2 separate regions of the Homo sapiens genome follow, and region 2 is linked to region 1. Evidence: chromatin loops called from intact Hi-C (ENCODE). Cell type or tissue: mammary epithelial cell. All regions are shown on one strand. Each heading gives the region's core, and the rest is flanking DNA. Links, peaks and the distances in the headings are about the cores only.

Region 1 (9,199 bases), core at 615-8,614:
CTTACATAAAACACAATATTGAACATACTCACATGGAGGAAGGTTTCTGTAAAGTATTTAGTTGACAAATGTGAAATACATACGTCTAGATGTTTTCTGCTTTCCTACCATTAGGGGGAGCAATGGAAGCTTGAAACACTTGGTTTTCACTTAACAGAGTCTCAGTGAGGATTTGTGCTTACTTTCCTGTTACTATCAGAGCATCTTTGTGACAGAATCCTCTTAAAGCCACTTTGATTAACAAATCGGGAAAATTATATATACTTTGCATGATAATTAAATTAGTTGTTTTCTCTGCTTTTGAATTGCAAATACAAAGAATGATCTTTTAAAATGTGTGATAGCAGTCTAATAGTAAAAAGGAAATGTGATTCTTATTTTCCTCAGATGATTTCTTCAATATGTTGACAAAATTGATCCCTAATTAATTAGAAAAAAGGGGGAGAAGAATTAATGGAAATTCATTTTAAATATATAACATGGATATTAGTTGTTAATGTGAAAATTGAGATATGTGATAAATATTCAAGAATAGGGGAAACATTAAGTTATGTCAAATAATTCAAATTCAAATAGATGCTATATGCTACTTTTCTTTTGGGGAAAAAAGATGTATAACTTTGGTAAAATTATGATGTAGATAAACTTTGACCTCTAATTGGTATTTTCTTTAATGTGTTAGGCTTTTTGTTTCTTGCTCTAATCTAATGCCTTCAAGCTACACATAAACCAATAAAACAATTTGTTGTAGGGATAAAGGTTAAGTATGTATTTTTCCACTTAAAAAGTACCCTACGAACTTCCTAAATGATGCCTTTAATGCAGGATTGTAGACACCTTGCTATGGAGATGGGTGAACTGTTTTTATTTTAAAGGCTTTTTACCCCAGATCCTTTTTCTTTTTTCTTTTTTTTTTTTTTTGAGATGGAGCTTCTCTCTGTCACCAGGCTGGAGTGCAGTGGTGTGATCTCGGCTCACTGCAGTCTCCACCTCCTGGGTTCAAGCAACTCTCCTGCCTCAGCCCCCCGAGTAGCTGGGACTACAGGCACACCACCAGGCCCAGCTAATTCTTGTATTTTTAGTAGAGACGGGGTTTCACCATGTTGGCCAGGATGGTCTCGATCTCTTGACCTCATGATCCGCCCACCTCGGCCTCCCAAAGTGCTGGGATTACAGGCGTGAGCCACCATGCCCGGCATACCTTAGATCCTTCTAAGGGTTACCTAGTTCTTAAAATATCTGATAAAGATTTTAAGCATTGTCCTTTAATAATATTCCTGTGTTGGCCTTCTTAAGTGGATGTTACCTGTTAGGTACCTGTTGATTACAACATCTCTAAAGTAGGTAGATTTCTAAGCTTGTACTGTTACTTATGTCAGACCTTTATTAGGTAATTGCTGAAAATAATCAACAGAGACACCTGAAGAATTGGCAGTTAGAAAGAGTGGTCTGTAAGCTTATTTTGTTTGGAGAAGGGCAAGCTCTGGAACCAACTGATCAAGGGTTGGTTTTTCAGTTCCTTATGGTTTTTTCCTATAGCTCTGGTGACTTTAATACCTCATTAACAGCTTCCAGGATTTTCCAATCTTTTGGTAACCTAAATACCTGAAACTTGGCCTGTTGTGTTTTTACAACCTGGAATCTCCCCTTCACCTTCCTATGATCATCCTGTATTTTATGGCTTAATCAACAAAAACATTTCCAAGTTTGAGTCCTGAAAGTAGTCTCGTCTACTTCTATTTTTCCTAGTTTTCTGTTAAATGCTCCGTAGTTTGTTTATACAGTTTATGGTAAACTGTAAACTGCTAGAAGGAGAACATTCTGACTTCTAAGGTTTATAATCCATAAGTGATCAATACATACTTACTAAATTAAATGAAAATACTGATTACGTTTAATTTCTTACATGCCCTTTCCATGTTTTAATTTTAAATGTTTCTTTCAGCCACACCTTTTAACACTCTTTTGTTATCATTAATCTTCATATTTTATGTGAGCTTTTATAGTCAGTTTTCTCAGCCTTTTCTCTCATCATCCTTTTCCTCTCTGACTGGAAATGTTAACTTTAAAAAAATCATTCAAGAAGATTGTCCTTGGATCATGTACAATCATCAGCTGAATGTTTAGATAAATTGTGAGTTTGCTCCATTTCTATAAATGAGTCTATCATTTGAAGCTGTAACTCTGATTCATCTGAACAAATAATGATGTCAAAGTCTGTGAACCCAATTGATTTTTCTGTTCAATTAAAGTATATTTTCTAGAAATACAGATGGATGTGTGCATGCATACACCCACATAGGATGTGTATAACCCAACCTTGGAGATTTAGGTAAATGTAAACAAACGTTCAGTTTCCCAATCTGCATGTAACCTTGCTTTGCCCATAATCCTTACAAATTCCTAGCTCATTTCCTTTCAGCTCTTCCTATCTCTGTTATTGCATCCATATAGGTAATTAACCTGGAAAAATTGATGACTGACTTCTGTAGTCAAAGCATATTTTGCAACTTAAACCGTAATTACAAAATACGGTTTGCTTGGGACTTACATGTTAATGAGTTACTGTATTTAACTAACCATGCTCCACATTGCAGCCATTGCTGACTTCACCTATAATCTTGCTTCTCGTGTCTAGGAAAAAATGTAAATACTCACAAAATCACCACCCATTATGTGTAATGCTCAGGTAGTTTTCCTTATAGGTCTCCCTTTTGAATAAGACCAAAATAAAAGTATTACAGAAAAAAATGTTCCTGACAAATTTCTTCTTTCATGTTTCTTAGTTTTATAAATTAGTGTAATTATCTAATGTAATAAATGAGACAAATTCTTATTATAAGAAAACTTTCTCTTTTCTTTTTTAATATTACAAAGTCTAAGAAAATTTCCATAGCACCTGCAATACCTGAAACAGAGCAGATGTACTTGAGCTACCGTCTATCAGGAGCAAATTCAGTGAAACACTTTTTTTCTTTTTCTCAAGAAGATATTACATGTTAAATTTGGAATGTAATGGTTTTATATTATTCATACTCCTTGGGTTTATGATTCTTTTTAAATTTACTGTGCTTTCCCAGTGAATCTGATAAGTCTTATGGTTTTGAATCCTATCTATTTCCTAATAACCTCCAAGTTTGTATCTCTGACTACTCAAATTGTATATGCAATCACCTCATTAGCAGCCCTACTTGGAGTTTCATTAGGCAGACTTATTGTCTAAAGTAAAACTTTTGATTCCTCCAAACATCTTTCTAATAATCTTCTGCCCCTCTAGAGTTTTTCATTTCAATTATTAGAACCATGATTTACTGAGTTGCACAGATCTAAAAACTAGAATCCATTTACATTGTTTCTCTCTCCCCTCCACTTCCAAGCTAGCAAAACCCCCTGGGGTGCAGGTCTGTTCCAAAATATATTTCAAATCTAACTACTTTTCCTTATGTCATTTTTGCCACCTAAGTCCAAGCCACCACCATCTTTCTCCTGCGCTGCCATAATAACCATTTGAGTAGTCTCCCTACAACCTTGATCCCTTTCAGCTTTCAAAAACTCCAGAAAAGTTTTTAAAAATGTAAATCTATTCCTGTCATTCTCTGCTTAAAACATTCTAAAGGTTTCCTCTTGTCATGCCTGATGATGGCCTATGCTACCTGAGTGGGTTTTGTCTTCCTCTCTATCATCATATTCCACCATTCTCCCCTTCTGTTCCTATGTTTCAAGCACATTGGTCTTCTGGCTTTTGTGCAACATGCTAAGCTTTTTTGTTAAAGATCTGCAATGAAAACTGTGATTACTGTTCATCAAATATTCATTCCCTTACTCCTCCCAGAGTGGATGAAATATACTTCCTCACTCTTTGACTTTAACTTAGGAAATGAGACTTGCTTTGGCCAGTGGGATGTTAGTAGACATAAGAAAAAGACAGACTTGATTTGTGCTTGACACATAGGGCTTTCCCTTTCTCTCTTCTGCCATTGCCATGAGAAACTCTTTTCTTTTCTCAGATGATCCCAAAATGAGGAGGGACATATGGAGCAAAGCTGCCCCAGCTGACTTGCACACCTGCAATGTAAGGGAGAGATTCCCGAGCTTAAAGCAGGGTTACCCTAGCTGATTCAGAGACATGTGAACAGAGTTAAATAATTTGCTTTAAAGTAATTGACTTTTGGAGTCACTTGTTATACACCATTTTTGTGGCAATAGCTGACTGATACAACCATTTATTTTAAAACCTATTTCACCACTATCCCCATTCAATCTCTACAAGTCTTTATTTGTTCATTTATTTTTGTCTTTTGTTAATAAAAGCATGGATATTCTTGTCTTGTTTCCCTAAATTATCAGAACATAAATAATTCTCCTCATAGTAATCATTCGGTAAATATTGACAATATGCGTTAATGAATTAATCGAATTCCAAGAATCCCTCCCTGATGGTTTTAGAATAAGCTACCACTCCCTCACCTCTCACAAGGACATTTTTATTCTCCAATCTGTGAATAATAAAATCCAGGAAACCTCTTTCGGAGAAATTCCTAGCAAAATGAAATAGTATGAAAAAATGCTTCCTTTCAAAGATTCTTGAATATTGATTTAATTTCAGTTGGAATTTTCTAAGTTGTCCTTGAGGAAAACTGGGTGTACGGTGTTACAGAAGGCCCCAAATTTGGTGAGCCAATTTGTGCAGAAAGGATAAGTACCGGCAAGCTGTCAGACAGAGAAGACTATAGTCAACATTAGAGCATTCTGAGTCTAGAAGAAACAGCCACTGTAACCACTACTACAGATCTAGGAGTAATCTAAAGAATACTTTTCAAATTCATTATTGAAAACCTACTATATGCCAGGTTAATTTTATTTCATGTAACATAGCATACCGTGAAGCAGAGTTCACAGGATATTATTCCTATTGTGCAGGTTAAAAAAAATAAGAGATACAAAGAGTTTAACTAAGGACAATGGGACTTACTAAGTAGAGTATGGGTAGGACTGCAATGTTTTCATTCCAAAGCAACAGCTAATCTTTGTAACATTAATACCAGACCCAAGTAATAAGTCAAAGAAAATCTTGTATTAACATGCTGTATAAAATATTATGCCAAACAAAGTATAGGCTAATACTTTTAACTTGAATGTACATTTAGTGAAAAAATTAGGTGTGATTTTAATTCCAATTCATCAGTTTAACCATGTTTTTCCACCTTTTCAGACTTAGCTGTATTACACATATTAAACAAAAACACAGACCCTTGATCTCAGAATCCTTCTTCTAAACACAGAGATCATGAAGAACCTAAATGGGCTCTGAATGCAATGAGTTGTCGTGACTGGGTAGAAGACAGAAAGTATGCATAGAAGAATCAGAGAAAAAGTGGGGTTTTAGCCTGAGGGGAGTCAAAGCTTGGTGCCTGGGAAGGAGAATATTTCCCACTTTGTACTCTAGGTGGCGGCACTAGTATGTACAGAATGGAAATATCAAGCAAGAACTCACAGTACTAGACCATATTTTAATGTCATCATAATTCATTGACCCAGAAAACGTAAAACTGAAAATGGCTGTATGGAGCTAGTCTCATACTTTCATTTTTCAGAGAAAGAGACAGAAGTCCAGATATTCTAGATGGGTTACAAATTTCCTTCACCTTCCGACTCTTAATCACATAGGTCCTAACTGCTCTGAGTCTGACCTCACTTCTTTTCTCAGGGGAAGGATTGATTCTCCAACATCGGTCAAGCTACTTTGAGAAATAATTTATTCTCTGTGAGTTTCTGTATAGCATCCCCACAAGTTGGAACACATCAAAGGGATTAGTCACTTTGAAATAGGCTTTCTTTTTGGACAGCCTATTTTTTGTCTTTATTCAGCAGAATGTCTTGCTTTTGGCACAATCAATTCTGTTGCTATCGTCCAGTAAACACAAATCTTTTAGCTCCTAGATCATGGAATCTCTACTTGGATAAACTTTTGTTTTACTATGTAACATCATCACCTTTTTTCTAAGTCTCTCTGGCCCTAAAGTTGAATGGACATGGTCATATGTCAGATAACCATACTCAAATACCTACAAGGACCAGGCAGGTAACATATCCTATTTAGGTTCTGTTTAAGGGGATCATCTCTGTGCTCCTGAGCTTCAGATGATTTTTCTCCACAAGAAAGTACAAACTGGGGTGGAGGGGTGGGGCTGAGGCCAAGGTGGCCCACTAGAAACAGCGGCGTTGGGAGACTCCCATCTAAAAGAACCATAATAAGTGTGAGAATCCTTTACCGGCAACCAAGGTATCCAGGTTCTCTCATCAGAACTGACTAGGAGGCTGGCATGATCCACAGAGAGGAAGAACAGTGTGGTGCAGTGGCCCACCTGAGAGCCACATGGGGCAGGGGACCCCCTACCCCCAGCCAAGGGAGGCGGTGAGTGAGCATGCTACCCAGCTGGGGAAACTGTGCTTTTCCCATGGTACTGTGCAAACCATGGATTGGAAGATCCCACTCATGAACCCACACCACTGGGGCCTAGCGTCCCAACTCTGGAGCTGCGCAGATTCTCAACAGCCTCTCAGATGGAATCTGCTTAAGTCTACCAAGCTGCCAGCACCACAGCTGCAGCTGACTGCTGTCTAAGCCATTCGAGCTCCTTGGGGAAAGGGCAGCAGCCAGCACTGGGACTCACAACTGCCTAACGTGCTAAGCTCCCTGGGTGGGGGAAGGGCAGCATTCATCTCTATAGCTCCAGACTGCATTTTCCCCCTGCTGGAGTCCGGGAGGCTGGACCACTTGGTCCCAAGATGTGTCTCCCACAGCCCGACACTCTGACTGTGGCAGATGGCAGCCAGACTGCCTTTTCAGGCCTGACCCTGACTCATCCTTCCTCACTGCGTGGGGCTTCCCTGCAGGAACTCCAATAACTCCAGCCAGAGGCTCAGGGACAGAACCTGGATTTCCCTGGGCCTGAGCCCCTAGTGGGAGGGGTGGCTGCAGTCTCTATGGACCAGCAGACTTAGCCTTTCCTCCTGGTAGTTCTGAGGAATCTGGGCAGCCCAAACAAGTAGGTTTTCCCCCAGCGAAGCACACCCCTTCCACCAAGGGACAAAGTGGTTTACTAAATTGGTGTTGTTTCCCATGCCCCCAAACTGGGTGAGACCCTCCAACAGGGGTTGTCAGACACCCTATATAAGACCAACCCTACTGGCATCAACTTGATGCCCCTCAAGTTCAGAGATCCCAGAAGAAGGAGCAGGCACCCATCTTTGCTCTTCTCCCAACTCCTTCAGTGACATCTCTGGCATGGGGATGAACCAGATGAGTAGGGCCTGAAGTAAACCCCCAGCAAACTGCAGCAGCCCTACAGAAGAAGGACCTGACCATTGAAAGAAAAGCAAACAGAAAGTAAGAACAACAGCATCAACTACAACAAAAAAAGCCCCCACAAAAACCCCATCCAAGTGTCAGCAGCCTCAAAGATGGAAACTAGACAAACTCATAAAGATGAGAAAGAATCCACTAAAAAATGCTGAAAACCCAAAAAGCCAGAGTGCCTCTTCTCTTTCAAATGATCGTGACGTCTCACCAGCAAGGGTGCAAAACTGGACAAAAGATGAGATGGACAAATTGACCAAAGTAGGCTTCATAAGATGGGTAATAAAAAACTACACTAAGCTAAAGGAGCATGTTCTAACCCAAGGCAAAGAAGCTGAGAACCTTGATAAAAGGTTAGAGGAAATGCTAACTAGAATAACTAGTTTAGAAAGGAACATAAATGACCTGATGGAGCTGAAAAACACAGCATGAGAACTTCCTGAAGCATACACAAGTTTCAATAGCCAAACGGACCCAGCAGAAGAAAGGATATCAGAGTTTGAAGTCCACCTTGCTGAAATAAGGCATGCAGACAAGACCAGAGAAAGAAGAATGAAAAGGAATGAACAAAGCCTCCAAGAAATATGGGATTTCATAAAAAGACTGAACCTATGATTGATTGGAGTAACTGAAGGAGGCAGGGAGCATGGAAACAAGCAGGAAAACACACTTGAGGATAATACCCAGGAGAACTTCCCCGATCTGCCAAGACAGGCCAACATGCAAATTCAAGAAACACAGAGAACACCACTAAGATACTTCATGAGAAGATCAACCCCAAGACACCTAATCATCAGATTCTCCAAGTTTGAAATGAAGGAAAAAATGTTAAGGGTAGGCAGAGAGAATGCAGGTCACCTACAAAGGAAGCCTATCAGACTAACAGTGGATGTCTTGGTAGAAACTCTACAAGCCAGAAGAGATTGGGGGCCAATATTCAACGTTCTCAAAGAAAGAATTTTCAACCAAAATTTCATATCCAGAAAAACTAAGCTTCATAAGCAAAGGAGAAATAAAATCCTTTTCAGACAAGCAAATGCTGAGAGATTTCACTACCACCAGGCCTGCTTCGCAAGAGCTCCTGAGAGCAGCACTAAATGTGGAAAGGAAAAATCAGTACCAGCCACAGCAAAAACACACCAAAATATAAAGTCCAATGGCACCATGAAGAAACTGCATCAACTAACATGCAAAATAACCAAATAGCATCATGATGACAGGATGAATTCACACATAACAATACTAATCTTAAATGTAAATGGGCTAAATGCCCCAATTAAAAGACACAGACTGGCAAATTGGATAAAGGGTCAAGACCCATTGGTGTGCTGTATTCAGGAGACCCACCTCATGTGCAAAGACACACGAAGGCTCAAAATAAAGGGATGGAAGAAAATTCACCAAGCAAATGGAAAAAAAAAAAAAAGCAGTGGTTGCAAGGTTGCAATCCTAGTCTCTGACAAAACAGACTTTAAACCAACAAAGATCAAAAAAGACAAAGAAGGGGATTACATAATGGTAAAGGGAACAATTCGACAAGGAGAGCTAACTATTCTAAATACATATGCACCCAATACTAGAGCATCCAGATTCATAAAACAAGGTCTTAGAGACCCACAAAGAGACTTAGACTCCCACACATTAATAGTGGGAGACTTTAACACCTAACTTTCAATATTAGATCAACAAGACAGAAAATTATCAAGGATATCTAGGACTTGAACTCAGCTCTGGATCAAGTGGACCTAATAGACATTTACAGAACTCTCCACTCCAAATCAAATGAACATACATTCTTCTCAGTGCCACCATGGCCCTTATTCTAAAATCGACCACATA
Region 2 (9,077 bases), core at 1-8,000, 110 kb after region 1:
CTTTGCATTCGTATTAGAGTTTCTTATTAACTGAGCTCTTAGGTGAATCACAATTTCTGTAATAAGTATTTTAATGATCCTATTATCTAAACCCATTTTTGACTGAGTTTCCTATTTCCTACCCATGTTTGCTTATTAGCTAAGGTTTTTGAATCTTGAGTTCAAATGTTCTCATAGTTTAGGGCCTTAGTAATTGTAAAATGAGCTCAATGGCTTCAGTGGTCCATCAGAACTTGTGTGAATTTCTTTTTCTTATGTTCTTAGATAGAATTCTTGAGTTTCAGACTCTGTTTACAAATTATAAATCATATTTACATACTACTTTGTTTTATATCCATTGATTAAGCTCGTCAGTTGTGCCTTCTCTTGGTCTATGTCTACTAATCTGTCCTTAAAACAACTGAACTCTGGTCTTACAGGCAGCCTTCTGAGCCATTTTTCTTCTGTTGGTTCTCTTCTCTCTCTCTCTTTCCTTCCTCCTCTTTGAATATTGTCCGAATGGATTACATCCAGTCTAATGGCTTGAAATATTAGGCTTTACCAAATCTATTTCATCACCCTCCCTTTCTTTGTTATACCTGTATTTCCTACTGCCTATTAATCATTACCACTTGAAAGTAATTCAGGCACCCGAAGCTTAAGAATCGAAATCCACTCTCATTATTTTCACCTGTAAACCTGTTGGGCTTTTATCCTCCTCCTCTCCTCTCCTCCTCTCCTCTCTCCTCTCCTCTCCTCTCCTCTCCTCTCCTCTCTCCTCTCCTCTCTCCTCTCCTCTCCTCTGCTCTCCTCTCCTCTCCTCCCCTCCCCTCCCCTCTCCTCCCCTCCCCTCCCCTCTCCTCCCCTCCCCTCCCCTCCCCTCCCCTCTTCCTTTTCTTTTCTCTTTCTTTTTTCTTTTTTGAGACAGGGCGTAGCTTTATTGCCCAGACTGGAGTGCAGTCATAGCTCTCTGCAAGCTCAAACTCCTGGTCTTAAGCAATGTTCTTGCCTCAGCCTCCTGAGTGGCTAGGGCTACTGGCACACACACAATTGCCCAGCTAATTAAAAAAAAATGTAGAGATGAGATCTCACTATATTTTCCCAGGCTGGTCTCAAACTCCTGGCCTCAAGCAATCCTCCTGCCTTGACCTCCCAAAGTGCTGGGGTATAAGCTGGAGCCACAACACTCAGCCACTGTTCCTGCTGTGTTTTTCCCAACTCACCTACCTTTGCCCCTTCCCAATCTCTAAACACGATGGGTTTATTTACCAAAGCTGTAAATCATCATCATTCTTGACGTACTCTGCTCTTATCCATAATTCTATGTCCTTGGCTCAGGATCTTATCAAATACAATATCAAAGAAAATTCTTTCAGTACAATTTTATAAGTATATTGTTATTGAAGGATGCTGCGGCAAATCTCAACCCGCAAGTATCAATATTGAACCTAGATTTATATAAAAAATAAGATGACATCAAATTATTTAATCTAGTTTGAGAGACAGTATATCGTATCATAAAAAACTACTTAAGGAATGCGAAGCATTGTGCAATAAAAGTGCATAGGAAGCCACATAGCTGACGAGTAGAGGGTAATAGAAGAGGAGTTAAAACTTCGGCCTATGACTAAAGGTAGAAAGCTCTATTAAGAAGCTTTTTGGTGAAATTTCTAGACAAAGATTGTTTTCTCAAAGGAAGTAGCACATTATTTTTCTTATAATAAAAAATGGCTATGTGTGATACCATTCCTGGTATATGAATGTGTTTAAAATATTTTGGGATAAAAAGATAGATTTCTTATGCTTTGCCTTCTTTCCAAAAATTTATATACCAATTTGATAAATTCTATTTAACAGAAAATTTACTGTCTGTAAATTTTCATAATTTTTAATGGATTTTTGCTATATGCAGTTTAATGGATTTTTGCTATATGTAGTTATCCTTGCAGAACAATTGCACTTTATTAAGGATACAAAAATTATCAGAAAAACTATCTGATGCACTTTAGTGTCTTTATAAAAGATTGTGCTTTCAAAAATGTGCTGCTCATAATGAGCACAAAATGATATTAATTTCTTAATAATTCTTACACATTTTGGATGGGATTGGAAAATTATTAGAAATATTATTTATGGTATCTGAAAAATACATCAAGTGGTTAATATGAAAAGTGGATAATGTTTGGGAAACTTAGTAAATGTATCAGGGAGGCTGGGCACGGTGGCTCACGCCTGTAATCCCAACACTTTGGGAGGCCAAGGTGGGTGGATCACGAGGTCAGGAGTTCAAGACTAGCCGGGCCAAGATGGTGAAACCCTGTCTCTACTAAAAATACAAAAATTAGCTGGGAGAGGTGGCACACACCTATAATCCCAGCTACTCTGGAGGCTGAGACAGGAGAATTGCTTGAACCCAGGAGGCAGAGATAGCAGTGAGCCGAGATTGCGCCACTACAATCCAGCCTGGGTGACAGAGCAAGGCTCCATCTCAAAAAAAAAAAAAAAAAAGTATCAGGGAATACAAAGGTGGCTACAGAAGGGTAGTTAGGCAGCATGTTGAAGCAAGGCAATGAAAACATGAGGAGTGGCCGTTAATGACAGGTAGGGCAGGGTGAAATAATGAGGTATAAGCTATTCTCCAATTTCTTTGGACATATGCAAGAGGCATATAGGTCATTAGACTGCAATTCTAATTAAATATAGGCCGTAGTATATTGCTTCGTTTTGTTTTAAATCATTCATAAATTTAAGAATAAATAAAATAAAGATAATGAATTAGAGAAGATAAAAAGATATTCTTAAGTTAAGAAAGCAAGAGAAATTAAGGAGTGGGTAAAAGCAAAAGTAATTTAGGATAAACAATTTGTTAGATTCTAATGAAATAAAAGAAATTACACTTTTAATATGACTTATTTGCTCTGTGTATTAAATGTCACATTAATTTTAAAGATTCTTTAAATATTGCTATTAACATTTATTAATCATTAGGAGCATTGTGTTCAAGTTTTTTTTAAACTGTTAGAATAGCAAATAGTTTGAGTTTTTATTTTTGTTTTTATATTTAAAGTCATGTAGCAAAGGGAAAACAGGAGATAAAAATATAGATGAAGCCATACAAATAATTACCTATCAACTTCAGATTGCATAAATATAATGAAAAAAAGGTTTGTTTTCTTTCTTTATGACATAAAAGGAAATAAAGGATATATAAACAATAATGTAGTCACATAATTTTTTAATGCCACAACATTAGAAAATATAATTTCATTATTAAAAGTAGAGTAAAATTCTGTCTTTGAAAATAAATGTGTAATCTTAACCAAATAATTTGATACCATTTAATTGTTGCTAAGTTTCTTTGAAATTCCTAGAATATTCTATGTCTATAGTAAATCAAAATTCCAATCCCTAGGCACAGAAGAAAGATGATTCTTGACTATGTGTCTCCTTGATTACCAAAGCAGAGGAACCTTCTAATCACAGTGCATTCCCACATACATTGTAACCAGGAAGACATATTTTATACATACCCAGTGTAAATGTTAGAAAAGTTCTAAGAAATCAAAGACCACATTTTATTTTATCATGTGTCATCAGCGTCTACCATAATATCTGTATTAGTTCATTCTCGCACTGCTATAAAGAAATACCTGAAACTGGGCAATTGATAAAACAAAGAGGTTTAATTGGCTCACAGTTCTGCAGGCTGTATAGAAAGCATGACAAGGAGGGCCTCGAGAAACTTACAATCATGTTAGAAGGTGAGGGGAAAGCAGGCATGTCTTCACATGACCAGAGCAGGAGGGAGAGAGAGTGAAGTGGGAGGTGTTACACTCTTTTAAACAACAAGATCTGCTAAGAACTCATTAGCTATTATCTGTCATGAGAACAGCAAGGAGAAATCCACCCCCCATGATCCAATCACCTCCCACCAGGCCCCTCTCCAATTAAGGATTACAATTCAACATGAGATTTGTGTGGAGACACAAATCCAAACCACATTATTCCACCCCTTGCCCCTCCCAAATCTCGTGTCCTTCTCATACTTCAAAATACAATCATGCCTTCCCAATAGTCCCCTAAAGTCATAACTCATTCCAGCATTAACTCAAAAGCCCAAGATCCAAAGTCTCATCTGAAACAAAGCAAATCTCTTCCACCTATGAGCCTGTAAAACTAAAAAACAAAACAAAACAAAAAAACAAAAAACAAAAAAGTTAGATACTTTCAAGATACAATGAGGATATAGGCATTGGGTAAATATTCCCATTTCAAATGGGAGAAATTGCTCAAAACAAAGGGGGCAGAGGTACCATGCAAGTCCAAAACCCAGTGAGGCAATCATTAAATATTAAAGCTCTGAAATCATCTTCTTTGATTCCATGTCTCATATCCAGGGCATGCTGATGCAAGTGTTGGGCTCCCAAGGCCTTGGGAAACTCCACCCTGTGGCTCTGCAGGGTACAGCCTTGGTTGCTGCTTTCATGGGCTGGTATTGAGTCCCTGTGGATATTCTAGGTGTACAGTTGAAGCTGTCAGTGGATCTACAATTCTGGGGTCTGTAGGATGGTTACCCTCTTCTCCCAGCTCCACCAGGCAGTGCCCCAGTGGGGACTCTGAGTGGGGACTCCAACCCCAGATTTCCCCTCTGCATGGCCCTAGTAGAGGTTCTCCATGAGGGCTCTGCCTCTGTGGGAGACTTCTGCATGGACATCCGGGCTTTTCCAGACATCTTCTGAAATCTAGGTGGAGGATCCCACCTAGATTTTTACACACTGTGCACCCACAGGCTTAACACAACATTGAAGCTACCAAGGCTTACAGCTTGCACTCTCCCTCTGAAGCAATGGCCCTATCTGTACTTTGGGCCCTTTTAGCCATGAGTGGGGCTAGAGTGGCCCTGATGCAGAGTGCTAAGTCCTGAGGCTGCACAGAGCAGCAAGGCCCTGAGTCTGGCCCACAAAACCATTCTTCTGTCCTAGGCCTCCAGGCCTGTGATGGGAGGGGCTGCCAGGAAGGTATCTGAAATGCCTTTGAGGTGTTTTCTCCATTATCTTGGCTAGCAACATTTGCCTCCTCTTTACTTATGCAAATTTCTGCAGCCAGCTTGAATTCCTCCCCAGAAAATGGGATTTTCTTTTCTACCACATGGCCAGGCTGCAAATTTTCCAAACTTTTACACGTTGCTTCCCTATTTAAATGTAAGTTCCAGTTTTATGTCTTTTTTTTTGCTCACAAATATGAACATAGGCTGCTAGAAGCAGCAATGCCACATCTTGAACATTTTGCTGCTTAGGAATATCTTCTGCCAGATATGCTAAATCATCACTCTAAAGTTCAAAGTTTCACAGATCACTAGGGCAAGGGCACAATGGCTCCAACCTTTTTGCTAATGCATAACAAAAGTAAACTTTGCTCTAGTACTCAATAAGTTCCTTGCCTCCATCTCAGACCTCCTCATCTTTGCCTTCTCTGTCCATATCACTATCAACAGTTTGGCCAAAATCATTTGACAGGTCTCTGGGACCTGTCCAAACTTTCCTTTGTCTTCCTCTCTTCTGAGCCCTCCAAACTATTCCAACCTCTGCCTGTTACCCAGTTCCAAAGCAGCTTTCAGATTTTCAGGTATTGTTACAGCAATGCCCTACTCTCAGTATCAATTTTCTGTATAGTCCTTTCTCACACTACTATAAAAAAATACCTGAAAGTGGGTAATTTATAAATAAAAGAGTTTTAATTGGCTTATGGTTTCACAGGCTGTGTGGGAAGCATGGTTGGGAAGGTCTGAGGAAACTTATAATCATAGTGGAAGGTGAAGGGGAAGCAGGCACATCTTCATATGGCCAGAGCAGGAGAAAGAGACCATGAAGGGGGAGGTGTTACACACTTTGAAGCAACCAGATCTGGTGAGATCTCATTCACTTTCATGAGAATGGCAGGTGGAAAATCTGCCCCATCATCCAATCACCTCCCATCAGGTCCCTTCTCCAACACTGGGGATTACAATTCAACATGAGACTTGGGTGGGGACACAAATCCAAACACATCAATAACTAAAATTAAAAAATTCATGGAATGAATAAATAAATAAATAAGTTCAAATAATTTACAGGTTTCCTCCTTACTTCTTGTTTGCCCTTATCTCAGAATTATCATAACTACATAACTGCAAATTTTACTGGTAAATCCCATACTTCTTCAGTTTTAAACAAGATATATTTCCATTTGATGTATCAATGTGAGAAATAAAGAAAGAAAAAGTTTAAAATTATTTCATGAGAAAGAAGGAATTTTGATGCCACCATGATAAATGGGAACATCAAATATTGGCAAAAAATACCGTTCTGATTATTTTTATACAACAAAAGTTTTAGCAAAATAAATATATTGAAATTTCAATAATTTTTACCTTTTACAAACCTTTCCAATAGCAAATGAGGGGTTTTTAAAAATTTAATTTGGGGTTTCAAAAAACTTTAATTTTCTAATCTGTAATTGAAATGCTTTTACAAAATCGTTCTAAGTCATAATTACCTGTTTAAAGGGTTATGACATACTAAAAATTATCAAACTTAAAAGTCTAACATACTAAAGGAAGGTCTATTATTTTTTCAGATAGTATTTAAAAGTTTGGGATTTTATTTTAATTTTGTAAAGAATAAAATCACCACTTTAAATCAGTCAAGCATTTCAGACAGCATCATTATGTTAATACATGTAAAAATAATGAACAATAGCTCTTTTATTATTGTGATAATACAAAATGATTCATATTTATTAAAATTCAATTGATGTAATTTATCAATTTAAAATTTTAAATGCTCTTAAAAATAAACAATAGGCTAAAATTAATTTTCATTCTCCACAAGATAAACGCACTATACTAATTTGATAAATTTAAAAATCTCTGAGAAAATCCTTCATAATACAATTGTCTTTTCCAAATTAGCAATTGTGAATGCTTGAGAAATAAATCTAATGATTAAATGTGTTAATACCACTTTCTGCTATTATTTTCAATAATAATAGCAGAGTATGAAGAGAAATGAAGAATGAGAAATGAGATTTCGTATGAAGAAATGAGAAATGAAGCAGGTATTTTCCTTATGAATTTCTTAATATCCATGAAACTGAAAATGCTATATAAATACCAATTAAAACATCACAAACCAATAACTTTATATATTACCGTAATATAATTTCATTATTGTTTAAAACAAAACGTGATGGATTATGATTCATCTAACAATATAAAAATAAGAAAAGCTAGGACTTTGTTTCTTTTTTAACAACTTCAGTTACTTTAATATACATCTAGCTTAAGAGTTTGTGTTTTGCTATATAATAGATAAATTAGCTACTAATTTATGCATCTCTCACCTCTCTTTACATTACCTTAGCACCTATCAGCTGAGGGGTGATATTAAAATATTGAAATGTACATGTGCCAATGTTGCTGTGGGAAAGGAAAAAAGATGTTGGTACACAGTAGTAGTATATACCATCATAAATGAAACAATTTCACTCTTTCATGTTAATGATTTTGCTCCCATGTTAAAAATACAAAAATAAAAAATAAATGTAAGAGGTACAGCAAGACATATTCCTTGATCATAATCCAAAAGGAATGCAGCTCTGAAGAGAATTTTTCCTCAAAAACTAAGAAGAAATAGACACCTGAAAAAATATATATATTTTATGAAGTAATCAAAGTGGAGAATATTAAGACATAGAAAAAATCTAGAAAAAACATAGAATATCGAAGTCAATTTGCTTATAAGATATAGGTTAATAGATTAGAGATAAATGTTTTAATATCCTAGCGGGTAGAACTAGTACAAAGCAGTAATGTGTTGTGGATTGCTTAACATCACTTGCTTGGCACAAATATTTGATTATTAGTTAAGCTGATATTTGCTTCTCAGCAGCTCTGGATAATTTTTCGTATACACAAATGCAAATATTGAAAGTTGAAATTACTTGGTAGAATTTTGTTATAAATTGTCATCTTGGTGAAACAGAATATGATCACATTATTATTTTAGGTCATCACTGAAATGAAAGCAATGATATTTAAAAATTCCTCCCAAAAAGAGACAAGGATATTTTTCAAAATAAACTTTTAACTTAGTAGCAGTTTTATATTTACAGAAAAATAGAGATGGTAGTGCAGATTTCCCTTATATCCAACAACAGTTTCTCTGTTCCTTAATTTCGTACATTAATAAAACAATTTGCTGCAATTAATCAACCAATATTAAAGTCTATATTTAGATTTCCTTTGTTATTATCTAATATCCTTTTCTGTTTCAGGGTTTTATTCAGGAAATCACATGACGTTTCGTAGTTATGATTTCTCTTAGTTGTGACAGTTGCTCGTTCTTTCCTTGTTTTTGATAGACTTGTCAATTTTTAAGAGTACAGGTCAGGTATTTTGTAGAATGTCCCTCAATTGAGATTTCTTTGATCTTTTTCTCATAATAAGAAATGGTCATGTGTTCTTGGGAGGAAGGCCACAGAGGTCAGGTGCCATTTTCACCAGATTGTATCAAAGGTACATAATATAAAAAATGAATTATCACTTTTGATGTCAACCTTGCTCACCTGGCTAACATCGTGTTTGTTAGGTTTGTCAGGATTTTCTACAGTAAAGTTCCTTTTTTCTCCTTTCCTGTTCCCTACTGTGCTCTTTCGAAGGAACTCACTATATGCAGCTTCCACTTAAGAAGTGAGCAATCATGCTCCAACTCCTTGAAGCAAAAGTATCTACATACATTACTTACAATTCTTCTACATGGAAGAGTTGTCTATTCCCTCCAATTTACTTATTAAATTATTTATATGCATATAAAATTATATTTATTTTATGCTTTGGGCTATGATCCATTTCTATCTTATGTTTTTGCTAAAGTTATTCTAGCTTTGACCATTGGGAACTCTTTCAGTTAGCTCCTCTGTCCGTCCCTTTGACAAAGTCCCATCATTGTGTTTGTGTTGGGTGCTTCCTAACCTTCTGGCACTACGTGATGCTCTGAAGTCATCTTGTATATTTTCTGACCCTGCAATCAGCCAACTCTCCATTTATATTTGGCTTTTGT

What was found. A loop is a pair of places that touch in the nucleus more often than their neighbours do. Peaks named below come from ENCODE experiments on the same cell type or tissue, not always from the same donor. Only the 100,000 strongest peaks of a DNase experiment are listed, where the experiment ranks them.
Region 2: a loop joins it to region 1, with 13 times the contacts of the local background. A loop is called at or near these places in 2 of 110 quality-filtered maps.

Annotation. Positions count from the first base shown.
Region 1 is chr12:85,863,614-85,872,812 of GRCh38, reverse strand. No RefSeq gene overlaps it. Among named protein-coding and RNA genes, the nearest start is that of NTS, 6.1 kb to the left of the region's middle. RefSeq lists a silencer at 5,425-5,524. In mammary epithelial cell, for the core only: a CTCF peak has its summit at 5,433 (motif pointing right); a DNase peak (open chromatin) is centred at 5,462; H3K27ac peaks cover 367 bases.
Region 2 is chr12:85,751,298-85,760,374 of GRCh38, reverse strand. No RefSeq gene overlaps it. Among named protein-coding and RNA genes, the nearest start is that of RASSF9, 81 kb to the left of the region's middle. In mammary epithelial cell, for the core only: a CTCF peak has its summit at 4,425; a DNase peak (open chromatin) is centred at 4,404; H3K27ac peaks cover 981 bases.